Linked DNA regions of Mus musculus: region 1 is linked to region 2. Evidence: chromatin contacts called from ENCODE Hi-C or POLR2A ChIA-PET data. All regions are on one chromosome and are shown on one strand. Each heading gives the region's core, a stretch centred on a gene start or an enhancer-like site at or near the end of the contact. The rest is flanking DNA. Distances are from core to core; before and after follow the strand shown. Region 1 holds the start of Mtres1 (mitochondrial transcription rescue factor 1). Region 2 overlaps Scml4 (Scm polycomb group protein like 4).

Region 1 (7,061 bases), core at 2,093-4,592, 580 kb before region 2:
AAAATCTAGGATTACAGCTCTGAGGTCGACAGCACAACACCCTAGGGCAGCAGCTGAAGTCCTGAGTGGATGTGCATTGTTGGCATGAGCGTGGGCGACCAAGGACCTCACACCTCAGACCCATGGGGATGGCAACGCCTTCTCTCCATCCAAGTACAGATGCTGACAAATGGCAGACCTTTAGCTAAAGCCGGTGTGGGCAGAAACAATCAGCTGCAGCTTTTACAACCTGGATGCTGACATTTATTCTGTACCTGCCAACCGCAGCTTCCTCCTCATAGATGACTGCTCCCCTGCAGGCCACCCAACCTGCCTCCTCCTCTTTCCATGTTTCCAGTCTCCTCCAACAGAGCACACACTCCCAGCCTTTAGGCTTGCAGCTCTCGGCAATATCTAGCTCATGTAGGACTGGGGTTCAAATCAGAGTCTTGTACATGCTAGGCACTCTACCAACTGAACCACACTGTCTGATCCTGTTTTGCTTTTAGAGACAGGGTTTTTGTAGTCCAGGCTGGCTCACTCTGTAGCCTAAGCTAGCCCCAAACTCCCAGAGGCTCAACTGCCTCACCTCCCAAGTGATCTAGAATTATAGGCATGAGTGAGTCACCATGTCCAGCTTTATTTTTAATTTATTTGCTATTTATTTATTTTTACAGTAACTCCAGAGCACACATACGCTGTGCAAGTACTCTACCACTGAGCTACACCTCCAGGCCTTTTTTTTTTTTTTTTGGATTTTTTGAGACAGGATTTCTCTGTATAGTCCTGGCTGTCCTGGAACTCACTCTGTAGACCAGGCTGGCCTCAAACTCAGAAATCCGCCTGCCTCTGCCTCCCGCTTTTTCTTTTTAATGTATATTTTAAATAAAAGCCAAGTGTGATTGCACTGGCCTACAGTAGAACTCAAGAGCTGGAGGCAGGAAAACAAGAAGTCCAAGCGTATCCTTAGCTACAGAGCAAGTTCAAGGTCAGTCAAGCTATATGAGATAATATTTGAATAGACATAAAATAAATATTTTTTAGATTTATTTATTTATATTATGTATCTGAGTACACTGTCACTCTCTTCAGACAAACCAGAGGAGGGCATTAATCCCATTACAGGTGGTTGTGAGCCACCAAGTGGTTGCTAGGAATTGAACTCAGGACCTCTGGAAGAGCAGTCAGTGCTCTTAACTGCTGAACCATCTCTCCTGCCCAAATAAATATTTTTTAAATTACACATATAAAGGCCTTTGTATTAACTATTTTTTCTTTTCTACAGAATTACTAATTATTATGAACAAGTGTTTTTTCTACAATACCTGAAGAATTAATAAAGAAAATAAATGTGTATTCAAATATTAATTTTGCTTGTGTGTGTGTGTGTGCCTGATGCTCTCACATGTCAAAAGAGGGATTGGTCTCTGGAACTGGAGCTACAGATAGTATAAGCCACCATATGTGTGCTGGGAATCAAATCCACATCCTCTGGAAGAGCAACCAGTGCTCTTAACCACTGAGCCATCTCTCCTGGTCCTCTGTATGTCATCTTAAAAAGATTTCACCCTGTGAGATGGCTCAGTGGGTAAACGCACTTGCTACCAGACCTGGCAATGCAATTTTGATCCCTGGGCCCCACATAGTAGACAGACTCCGGCAAGCTGTCCTCTGACCTACACACCCACAGACACCCACAGAAATAACATTTTTTGTTTGGTTGGTTTGGTTGTTTGGTTTTTTTGTTTTGTTTTGTTTTGTTTTGTTTTTTGAGACAGTGTTTCTCTGTGAAAGGAGCCCTAGCTGTTCTAGACTTGCTTTTTAGACCTGGCTGGTCTCAAACCCACAGAGATCTGCCTGCCTCTGCCTCACAAATGCTAAAACTAAAGACATGGGCTACCATACCCTGCAATCTTTTTAATTTTTTTAAAAAATTTTTTCCCAAGGGGTGGTGAACTGGCTCAAAGGATAAAGGCTTTCGCTGCCAAGACTAAAAGACCTGAGTTCCCTAGGTCAAACATGATGGCAGGTGTTGACCTACAAGTAAATGCAACTGTGTATCCCTCCTGATCTCACAATGTCAACCGTGTAGATGTATCATTTCAGCATTTGAAACAATTTGTAGTTGTGCATTCCTCTTATACAAACACAATCAAGAAACTATTGTGCCAACTTAGGAGAAAGGAGCATCAATGAAAAGGCGGGGAACAGAGCTCACAGACTTGGAAGGGAAACGTCTGAAAAAGAAGAAAATCAGGAAGGCTACTTCTCGTTTAATACAGCATATATCCCAACAAACGTTAACGCAAACATATCTAAACCTGGGCTCCAGAGGGAAGGGCACTGGCTGCTCTTCCAGATGAGCCAGATTCCATTCCCAGCATCTGCATGGTGGTTAGCAACCATCTGTAACTCCAGTCCCAGGAGATGCAATGCCCTCTTCTGGCCTCCTTCAGCATAGAGGCACATGGTACATGCAGGCAAAGACACTCATACACGTAAAAGTATTTACGTTTTAAAAACAAACAAACAAAACAAAACAAAACAAAAAAACAACTTTTGTGAAACTGACTGTACTCTAGTGTCTGGGCTATATTCCATCTGACTCCCAAGGTTTGTTTTCACTGGTTCCACTAAACCGTGTTTTCCTAGACTCTAACCCCTGTCCAATCACTTCTGGCATGGCAAGAAAACTGAACGAAAACGGTGTGACTTAGTTTTTTTTGGGGGGTGGGGGGTCAGGGGTTGATATATTGAGACAGGGTTTCATGTAACCCAAGCTGGTCTCAAGCTTGTTATGTAGCCAAAGACAGGTCAAGTGACTTACTTGATCTTTCTGCCTCCACTCCCCCAATGATAGGATCACACCCAATGTGAGGTATTTTATTTATTCCCATTTATATTTATTTCTTTGTAGCTCAGCCTGGCCTCGAACTTCCTAGTCATGTACCCAAGGAAAACCTTGAACCCCCATTCTTCCTACCTCGGTCTCTCCAGTGTTGGGATTACAGCGATACACCTACACACGGACGGGTTAGAAGTAAACTCTTATATTCTGTGATGTTAAGACAGTTTTCTGGAGACAACATCTATAACTCACTAAGAAGTTCAGGGCTTTGGCTATTCGAGAGAAAGAACTTTTGCTTCCAAACCAAATTCTTCTGGAACTGGCTGCCAAGCTCAGCGGGCCTGGGATGGGCCTCCCACGTCCCCTCTCCCCCCCCCCCCCCCCCCCACCTCACTTCCCCACACCCCGACCTCAACAGCGTGGTCCTCCAAGGCGCCGCGTCCAGCAGGGGACGCTGTGAGGCCACCACCGTGCTCAGATGCGCCTAGGGGTCCACTCTCTGCGTAGGCTGGGGCGGAAGAGGCGGGGCAGGTGCGGAGGTGGCTCCCGCCTGCGGTCGGCGCGGTCCGGGGAGGGACCAGCGGACTGCGCAGGTGAGTGCGCCCCTACTGGCCCGCCGGCTCAGCCCCTCGCCGGGCGCTTCGCCCTCGGCTGGCTTCTGCCCTGCGGCGCTCCGGCCGTGTCTGCGAACCCTTCCCGTTCCGCAGAGTTGGGGTTGCCTAGGGACGCCTCTCGAACCCCGGGACCGTGGGAATTAAGCTGGCCCAGGCTGTGCGTCCCCGGACTTGGGTGCAGCAAGCTGCAGACACACTGACTCGGGGCTGGGCGGCGTGGGAGTGTCCAGTTTCCTTTGACCTTGGGGGACCTGGGGAAGGTTCGGGATGGGAGGGCTCCAGGGGAACTCGATCTTGTGTAGAAGTCCGCTTCCGACGTCCGCAGAAGGGAAGGGTTTCGTAGCTGTAGACCCAACCAACTGGAGGCCAGGCCCGGGTCTTACAGAGCGGTGACACGCTAAGGAACGTGGATCCACTCCCAGCGTAGTGCAGGTCAAGGACAGCTTTGCCTGTGTATCCTAAACACTGCTCTTCTGCCAGTCTTAGCCTTCGTTATAGAGTCTATAGCTTTATAGAAATCTCACCCGAAACGAACCTTACGGGCTTTCTTTCCTAGTCATCTCTAATGCAAACTGCCGTCAAGGAGATTTTTTCATATGGACTCCTGCCGGGTTACTTTCCTACTAAAACTCTCTGTATCTCTCGTGCCGTCTGGGTGACCTCCAGACTTAGGTCTATAAGACTTTTTTAAGGCGGCCTCGTTGTGACTGGCTTCTTACTTTTATAGTGAACGATGTCCTTGAACACGTGAGCTCCTGCCTCTTTCCCAGATGCTTGAATTATAGGCTTGCAACAGCGTTCCTAGCTTCTGCAAGTTTTTAATTACCAGGCACTATTTCTGTGCACGTGAGATAAATAAAACAGGGATGAAGAAGAAGTCTAGTCTTGTGGAGTGTATGCACATGCAGACAGCATCTGGTAAATTACACAGCAGCCTGTGATTAGCTCTGGGGGTGGGGTAAGTGTGGTAAAGGGGACCGATTGGCAAGGTGGAGTTGCGTTGGAATAGTTGGAATGGAATGGGTAGGCCCCGCTGAGGGGATGTGTTTGAGTCTAGACTTGAAGGTGAGTTTCCTTGCAGATACCTAAGTGAGAGTGTTCTAGGCCTGTCTGGAACAAAGGTCCCTAGTTTGTCCAGAATGTGTCCCCCTAGTTTCATGTGTTAGGAATTTGGTGCAGTACCTTTAGGAAGAGCAGGGCCATGAAGGTTCTTTCTGAAGAATGGACAGTCGGTATTAGTGGGTATTAAGGGAGTACGTGGCTTTGTTATGAAAACAAGCTCTCTCTGGCATGCTTACACCATCCTTATCTTCCACCTTGTGATGCAGCAAGAAGTCCTTTCACCAAATGGCAGCTTCTAAAGGGCAGAAGGGAAGGGGAGTTTGTTTAAGGGGAGAAGAGGGTTAGAGGCAGTTGACTTGAATTTCCCAGACTCTAGAGGCATGAGTAAAAAAAAATCTCTATCCTTTATAATCACCCCAGCTCTAAATCAGTTGTAGCCATGGAAAACACTCTTTAAGGATAGCTGCTTGTGTGTAAGGACCATGAAGACTAGTGTCAGTGCGGCAGGGGCTGAAGCTGACCAAGTAAGACAGACACGGTTGTCACTGTTCAGGTTTTGTTTAGTTTGGGTTTTGTGTGTGAGGGTGTGGTGTAGCTGTCTCATTTAGGGCTGAGCACGTAAGTCCCCGTACTTTAATCAGTTTATACTTTAACTGATGCCCACTGCAAAGAGAAGCTTTTTAAAGCTAACTTCTGGGTGTATATGTAGAAGGCACTTTGACACCATATTTGTGTAGCAAACCAACAACAGGTTCCCCAGGATCTTCCCAGCCATGGACTTTTGGACCGGGTTTACAGTAGCACCTTTCTTAATTCTGTGAAACAGGCTCTCATTGAGTTAACCAGGCTGGCCTCGGCCACACTCTGGCCTAAGCAGCCATTGATCCGTCACATCACCCTGCCCCACCAGGCCCAGGAGTGTTTTTTTCTTTTGAATGCTTTGGGGGAGCTGCTTTTATAGTCTTGCCTGGTAGTTCATGCTGGCCTGAACTTTTACCATGCCAAACCTGAAGTCGTATTCACTCCCTGAAACCCATGCCAGAAAGCCAGATGTGTTGCCAAGATGAGAGAGAGACGACTTATATACACCATGTATACAAACAACAGTAATTAACATGAATAATCCAGGAAGCCGGGCGTGGTGGTGCACACCTTTAATCCCAGTACTCGGGAGGCAGGCGGATTTCTGAGTTCGAGGCCAGCCTGGTCTTCAGAGTGAGTTCCAGGACAGCCATGGTTATACAGAGAAACCCTGTCTCGAAAAAAGAAGAAGAAAACTGTCCAGGAGTGGACACCTGTAGTCTCCAGTCACCAGCACTTTGGAGGCAGAAGAGTTTCAAGGCAGCCTAGAGAATTTGAGCTACCTGAGACCCTGTCTCAAAGCAAGGCAGTGGAAAGTCATGAGAAGCGGGACATGGTGTGACGTGCTTGTAATCCCAAAGTGTGGGAGCCCCGGGGAGGCTGTGAACTGAAGGACAACAGGGCTATATAACAAGACCTTGCCTTGAAAAGAAAGAAAGGAAAGCCACTAGCTTCTGTTTTGAGTCACCAGGCAGATGCTGTTACATTAACTAAAATGAAGAAGGTTCCAGGTTCAGCAGGTCTGATATCACGTGTTTGGTTCTGGGTTTGGTCATGTCAGACACTTAGTTAGACATTGTGTCTGTGGGCCTCAGCATATAGCCATACCCGCAGCTATGATTTATTACATTGTGGGTTTATGATGCAAAGTAAGGAAAAGGGAGAGACATGGGCAAAAAGAAGGAAGCCAGGCCTGGTGTTATCTACAAGTCTGCCTTGGGATCATGCAGGAAGCGTGGAATTCCTCCACAGCAACTTAGGGCAGGCTTCTAGGAGAAAAGCTAAGTGCTCAGTGTGAAGCAGATCACAGTCTCAGTAGAGTGAGTCACTTAAGTTTGGAGAATGTGGGGAACTCTGCTGAAGTCCAGTTTCACAGTCACTAGTCAGCACAGGGTTGGCAGCAGGCCTTACTACAAACAGCAGTCACGGGTCCTCTGTACTGACTCTGCTCAGGTGGACAAGGATCGTAATCCATACCTGTAAACCCAGTACAAGAGGCCAAGGCGGGAGGAGCAAAAGTTCGGAAGTAGCCTTTGCTAGCATGGTGAGTTTAAAGCAGCCTAGAATACATGAAACCTTACCTCAAAAGGGAGGCGTGGGGGTGCGAAGGCAAAAGACATATTGGCGCTACCAGAATCTGGAAAGGGACAAATGATAAGGATGGCAGAAGATCTGGGACCGTCAGGAGGCCATACAAAAGGAAAAGAAATTGTGTGTGTGTGTGTGTGTGTGTGTGTGTGTGTGTGTGTGAGTGAAGAGAGTGAGTATGTTTGTGTATGTGATATGGAAGCTAGGTGAGGTCATTGGAATTCTGTCACTCCATCACTGTCTACCTCATTGCCTCAAGACTGGTCTCTCACTGAACCTGAAGCTTGCCATCATCGCTAGGCTGGGTGGCTGGCTGGTTAGCGAGCTCTCCCAATGTCTGTGTTTCCCAAAGGGTGGATCATAGGCATACACAGCTGTGCTCAGCCTAT
Region 2 (7,020 bases), core at 129-2,628:
ATCATCTTAAAGAGTCTCTCCAAGGTCTAATTCAAGGTCATTTCTGCCTCATGCTAGCAATAACAGACATCCGGCTCATCCACAGCCTGATCAAGTTCCATTCAGTGGGAAGCTCTGGGACAATTTTCTCCTTCTCTGTCTTACTTAAGTCCAACCACCCGTGTATATGTAACAAAGATCTTGCAGGGTCATGTCACACTCCCACAAACAGGGAACATCAAAGTGGGCCCTTATAGCACAGCATGGAGTATGTCCTGTGCTCTTTACCTAAATTCTACCTGATTGGTACAATAGGTAGATCCATCTGAGAGACCGCATTTATCTTGTTACAGTCCAGGACGTCTGGCTACACTTGCCAGCTGAGATCTTGCTCAGACTGCAGCCTGAGGGAAGGTGCCTTTCTAAAATTCATACTATTGTCAAGGGAGACCCTAGGTTATCCTTGACCCTCACCTTCCCCAGATGTGCCTTTAAGGAAAAGGCTGTGCCCATGAGTTCTCTATTCATCGAGAATAAACAAAGGGGGAGGGATTCCATAAAGAATAGGCAGTAAAGAGGTCACCCTTCTGCCTAGGAAACCCTGGCTCCACCCCCCTCTCTGGACACAGCTGCAAAGGGTAGAAAATCAATTTTTTCCCATTACTTCACAGTGAAGAGTAAAAACCTATTTGTAAATTGAATTAAACCCAATAAAAACACGTCTGCGTATTTGTTGAAGACTAGAAAAATTAGCCACAGACACACAGCTAAGAACGCAGCCATGAAACTAGAAATCAGTATGTCCTATTTCAAACTTTGTCGAGACAGTTCCCGCCCCCCGCCTTTTTTTCAAGAAATACCCATAGCTAAATGTCACCAAGATTCTTCAGCATGCCGTCATATCAGAGCCTCAGTGAGACTCTGGGAGAGAAGGGACACCAGTCTTTGTTTAGGCAGATGGCTGCTTCGGAATTTGTACCGAGTAAGTCAGTAAGTAATGGATATGAGCTGGACCCCGCCTGACAGAGCCTGATTTCTTCCCAAGTGGCAATCTGGGGTGCTCAATGTGGACTTCATTCCCTGTCCCTGTGCAAGCGAGGTCTTGCTTATAAAAACCCTACCCCGGCCACGCAGTCTGTGCATCCCGAAACCTCGTTAGCAGTCTGCCCTCTAGTGGAGCAAGGAAGGACTTCAGTAGCTAGGGCTCCAAAACATCCTTTCCCTTTTCTCTTCGAGAGCGGAAAACAAAAACAAAAACAAACAAACGGACAAAAAAACAGCAACAAAAATTCAAGTTTTCCAGATAGTGCAAGGCGAGGTGGTCATCAGAAGACAACTTCCAGGGCTGAGTCCAGGGAAACTCATGCTGATCGGTCCCAAGAACAGGGAGCAGTTGCCACCGCCACTGGGGGCGTCCCCACAGCCCCTGCAGGGACTTTGTGAGCCCCCTCCAGGGCTCTCCTTGTGTGACAGCATTCAGTTATCCACTCTGTCGCGGCACAAATAGCACCCGTAAAGAGTGACCAGCACGTCAGGAACACTGTAATAGCCTTTTTGTGATTTTTCTGACAAGTCTAGCACACGGTTGAGTGTCTGAAAGGGGCCACTAGGAATATTAGAAAAGGCAAGGATGCACACGTTCTATAAGAAGACACAGTCGTTGTGGCTGCGACGTTTAAGAGGACAGTCTACTCATGATGTTGGCCGGATGCTGGTCTGGCAGAAGTAACCTGGAGATGTGGGGCTTTGTTTCCAACTCTTTAGAATTTAGCTTGCTTTAGCTTGTCAATGTGATAGCAGAGTTTCAGTGCGGGTCCCAGCTTCAGTCCCAGGTACTTCATGATCATGTCGCTCCTCAGCAACAACAAGGCATTGCCATCAATCTCCTGGAGAGAAGGGAAAGCCAAAGGACAGTCAGAGCAGCCAAACGGTAGTTATGGCCCCGTGGGTGCCCCGCGGGTGCTCCAGGGGCACTTTAAGGACAGGTGAGTAGATTAGAGCGCGCATACTACTTGTTCTGGGAAAGCTCTTGGAAACAAAGCAAGCAACTACGAGGCCCTCGTCTTCCCAGCCCCTCCGGAAACTCAGTTGCTACCTTGCACCTTTCAGATTCCTGCCCTTGTTTGATTGAAGCAGACAGTTTCGCCTGCATTCCTACTATCTCATGTATATGTCATCTATCCAGGTAAAGACAGAGAGAGCCACAGACAGGTCAGCCTGAGGAGGACCAGGGTCGATGATCCTGGCTTTAAAGAGGGTCGTGAAGCTGAGAAAGGCAGGCAAGCAGATTGTCCCTAGAACACCTAGACACGAATTTATCCCTGCCAACGCCTGAGATCCAGGCAGGCTCCAGACCCACAGAAATAGAGATAAGAGATGTCTCTTGTCTAAAGACCCTGGATTTGTAGCAATTCGTTATACTACCAATCCAGAATTAATATCGTAAGCTGGGCAGGTAACAGTAATTCTTACCGTTTGCCCCACTTACTATCTTTGTATATTTCAAAAGCGCCTACGTGATTATAACATTGATGTGAAGGCTCTGTATATGAGTGAGGCCTCATGTAACGTATTAATGTGCATTTTCTCATTTAACCCTCTAAGCCAGTGGTTTCGAACTTGTGGGTCTCGACCCCTTTGTGGTCGATTGATCCTTTCTCAGGGGTCACCATCGGAAAACACAGATATTTACATCATGATTCATAACAGTAGCAATATTAGTTATAAAGTAGCAACAAAAATAATTTTATAATTGGGGGTTACCACAACATGAGGGACTGTATTAAGCGGTTGTAGCATTAGGAAGATTGAAAGCCACTGGTCTAAGCAGTAAGAGCACAGGATCACAGTTTGCCTGGCATATTGCAGGGTTCTATAGATGACTGTTGAATGCACAGGTGGGTGGGTGGGTGGATGGATGGATGGGTAGATGGGTGGGTGAGTAGATGGATGGACAGATGGATGATTGATGAACAGGTGGACAGATACATGGATAAGGACAGATGAGAGATGGGTGGATTGGTGGGTAAATGGATGGTTGGATGGATGGATAGATGGATGCATGCATGCATGGATGCATGGATTGGACAGATGGATGAGTTAATGAGTGGATAATGGATGGATGGATGGAGAGATGGATGGATGGACAGACTGGTAGGTGAATGGGTGGATAGATGATGCATGGGTGGGTGAATGGACAGATAGATGGATGATGGATGAATGGATTAGCAAAAAATCAGGCAAAGCCCAAGAGAGAGAACAGAAGAGAAACATATTCCTTAAAAACACAAATCTGTCAGTGGCTCTCCTCTGCCAGGCCTATGGTTGCCTCTGTCTCTCCCATCTCTGACTCACTTAAGGGCACTGCTAGAGCTTAGTCTAGAGTGACAGCGTCTGGAGGATCCCGATCTCCTCCCTCGGTCCATGCCTCTCTTTCCCTGGCCCGCCCTTCAGACCCATTACTTTCATACGTGCTTTCTGAAGAGCTCCACATGAGGTCCCAGAGCCTCGGGATCAGCATCTTTCACAAACCGGACCACGTCCTCCACGGTCCAGGTAGAAGGGTTTCTGCTGCTTGGTCGCCTGGTATCCTGCACCTCCGGAGAGGGGCTCGGGGCTGGAGGGAGTGAGCAGAGGAGGGGGACCATGAGCCAGTGAAACTCAGTGCCCGTCTGGTGCTGCCTACTGGGTCACCCCCAAGCCCTTAGCTTTCCCAGATGGAGTCCTTAGTGCTCTGAAGTCCACCGCATGTGTCCCTGAGACAGGTAGATGCTTTGAGTGGCTGGTCAGTGAGGCGCAAAGGGCAACAGCCTCTCTGTGCTCTGCTGCCCATGGAAGAAGGCTTGGGAGAGCTCTCATCCTTGACAAACTGAAATTCTGGTTCAAAATTCTAGCTAACGTTCGGTTCCGTTTCGTGTTTGTGGACCAGGGTCTGCTATAGACAGCTATTGGTGCCTGGGGCTGGTGAGCTGAGTGGTAAGCAAAATGGGCCTCTGTAGCCTGTGGGGCCAAGCAATACTGGGCCCTCCCTATGTCCTCTGGAGATGGCAATGTGGCAGAACAGAGGTGGGTCTTCACTTTTGGACTTTGCACAATGGCTAATCTTTCATTTATACCTCCAGCAGCACCAGGGTGGGGTGGGGTGGGGTGGGGTGGGGTTTGTTCATGTCTGGTCTGTCTGTACCTGCTATTAGAAGAAGAAGGTGTTACTTCACTACCTGTCCCTTGTCCTCAGCCCTTGGTTCATAGGAGTCCTTAGGGGGTTGTCTTTCCTGTTTGCCCTCCCTCCACCCCCCCCCACCCCCGCCATGCTTGCCGACTCTTTGGTAAAGGCATACCACTAATGGTATAGCTAATTTGTACTGTCAGTGTGACTAGACTTAGAATCACCCAGGAGACACACCTCAGGGATGACCCAGCCTGAATGTGGGCAGTGCCACCGCAGAGGATGGGGTCTCAGACTGGATGAGGTACTGGGGGAGAAGGTTAGTGTGCTGGCTAGTGTTATGTGAATTCAGTCAATGCTAGAATCATTCTGAAAGAAGGAACCTCAACTGAGATAATGAGCCCACCCAACTGGCCTGTGGGCAAGCCTGTGCTACATTGTCTTGACTGATGGTTGGTGTGGGAGGGCCCATCCAGCTCACTGTGGGCACTGCAACCCCCGGGCTGATAGTTGTGGGTGCTAAAAGAAAGCATTAGGCTGAAACATTAGGCTGACCTCAGGGAATCCCTCAGAAGAAGGGAAGGAAGGATTGTAGGAACCAGAGAGGTCAAGGAACAAGAACACAACTCACCCAATCAACTAAGCAGGCAGGGCTCATGGGGACTCACAGAGACTGAAGCAATAATCAGGGAGCTTGCATGGATCTGGGCTAGTTATGATATGTGTTATGGTTGCTTGGTGTTCTTGTGGGAGTCAGGGTTTCTCTGACTCTCTTGCCTGCTTTTGGGACCCTTTTCTTCCTACTGAGTTGCTCCATCTAGCCTTGATATAAGGACTTGTGCCTATTCTTATTGTAACTTGTTATGCCCTGTTCGGCTGATATCACTGGGAGGCTGCTCTCTTCTGAAGAGAAACAGAGGGGCAGTGGATTTGGGGGAGAGGGGAGGTGTAGAAGAGGGACTGGGAGGAGAGGAGGGAGGGAAATAGCAGTCAGGATGTATTATGTGAGAGGAAAAAAGAAAATGAAAGAGAGAGAAAGAAAGGGGAAGGAAGGAAAGAAAACAGGGAGGGAGGGAGGAAGGAAGGAAGGAAGGAAGGAAGGAAGGAAGGAAAGAAGGAAAGAAGGAAAGAAGGAAAGAAGGAAAGAAGGAAAGAAGGAAAGAAGAAAAGAAGGAAAGAAGGAAAGAAGGAAAGAAGGAAAAAGAAAGGCAAGAAGAATGGAAGAAAGAAATCCAGCAAGCAAGTAGAGCAAGCCATCGGGAACAAGCCAGTCATGCCTTGAGCTCCTGCTATGATTTTTCTGGATGGTGGGATACAAGCTGTGAGATGAATGAAGCCCTTTCCTCCCTATGCTGCGTGTGGTCATGGTGTTTTATCACACAAAGACTCTGTAACCAAGACAACCAGGTAAGCACATGGTCTCCTCTCTCTGCTTTCTGGCACAGCTGGCACTGATCAAGCTTCACTGCCCCAGTTCAGGCAACTTCTGCTTCCACAACCACCTTGTCATGAGGGGTGGTCACCCCAAACCGTGAGCTGAAACTGTGTCCCCTCCCCCTTCAGTTGCTTGTTGTCAAGTACTTGCTACTAAGAATGGGGGAAGTCAGAAATGTGCCTGCAATGTACCCTGCAATGATTTTTCCGTGGGTCTCCTTGCTTCAGCTCTTTTCTATCTAGCATGGGACTGTCACTGCCTCAGTTGTCCCGGAGACCAAGCTCTGACTGTACGTTTCTAGCACTCAAGGTCCCTCTGAGTCCCCCTTGCCTATGCACTGTGCCTCCAAGTCAACAGCTGTACTGTGGTTCCATACCTTTCCTTCTTAGATGGAAGGAAAGGAGTTTGGGAGCTTCCCCTGCTTGTCTTTTGACTGCAATGTGTCTTGGATCGTGGTAACATTCTCCAGCCGGAGAAGCTGCTATAGGTACTGAAGTGGGCAAGCACTGGGCCTTCTGGTCAACCTACCACAGGTGCTCTACAGAGTGAAAGAGGCTCCCTGCACATCCCTCAGGGCAAACTGTTTGCGATGGCTATTCTCAGTTGTCAACTTGACTGTATGTGGAATGAAGTACAATCCAGGAATGGAGGGCACACCTGTGATCCGGATCCTGAGGCAAGAAGACAATTTGCCTTTGATCCAGATCTTGAGAGAACATGAACACACGTGCATGCAAGCCCGGGGCCATCAGACCCCTTCATGACCACCAGGGCCATCCTTCTTGCTATCACCTACCTCTCCACCTGACCTTTATCTATCCTTCTTGAATGTGTCCCACATCCTTTGTAGTACAATCACCTGCCTACCTTTTATATTATATTATATTTTATATTTATATTTTAATATAACTCCTTAAGAATCCGCCGATGTCTATTTTACAATCATGTATCAAGCTCTTTCCACGTCTTAGTCTTGTGTAAGGTGTTTGGTGAACAATACAACCCAAGTCCTCTCATTACCAGGGTCATATATTATATTGACCCCCTCCACAGCTGAGCAGAGAATAAATATTCTTGATATTGATGACTGTGAGATGGATCGATATGCTTTGTAAAAGAGGCTAGCTTTGTGTGAGAGATCCTTGCCACCACTTCCAGGCTAGAAAAAAAAAAAAAAAGCCAGGATTCTGAACAAAAAGCAACTGCCCTACAGGAAAATTCTAGGAGCTAAGAAGCCGGTGCCTGTCAACCTTCCCTAAGTCTTAAGACAACAGTTTTCGTCTGTGCTCCCCTTCCTGCTCTTGATAGACCTGGGAAGATTCATGTCTGCACTTGTCCTAGTTGAGAACTAGATTTCATTTGAGTTTTGCTTTGTTTTTCCCTGATTTTTTTCCTTGTTGGACATGGAAGGGTCCTATGAGGTGGTGTGGCACCAGGCATC

What was found. A loop is a pair of places that touch in the nucleus more often than their neighbours do. ChIA-PET counts read pairs that join two places held with the same protein, here RNA polymerase II (POLR2A).
Region 1: a map of heart shows a loop between it and region 2 (4-fold over the local background). The contact joins the promoter of Mtres1 here to the enhancer-like site in region 2. A Hi-C loop is called at or near these places in 1 of 37 maps with a recorded cell type or tissue (heart). POLR2A ChIA-PET finds 5 or more read pairs at or near these places in 1 of 5 experiments (Patski).

What each region holds. Positions count from the first base shown.
Region 1 is chr10:43,537,299-43,544,359 of GRCm38, reverse strand. Mtres1 (mitochondrial transcription rescue factor 1) reads left to right here and starts at 3,342. Exons shown (of 4, transcript NM_026411.2): 1 at 3,342-3,420.
Region 2 is chr10:42,952,464-42,959,483 of GRCm38, reverse strand. Scml4 (Scm polycomb group protein like 4) reads right to left here. Exons shown (of 9, transcript NM_172938.3): 8 at 3,450-3,595; 9 at 1-1,865. The coding sequence ends at 1,740. Among named protein-coding and RNA genes, the nearest start is that of Gm5079, 35 kb to the left of the region's middle. Within about 2 kb of position 1,378, at least 2 of the 3 ENCODE cell types and tissues checked have a DNase peak (open chromatin) inside an H3K27ac peak, as active enhancers do; they include heart, where a contact is called at or near this core.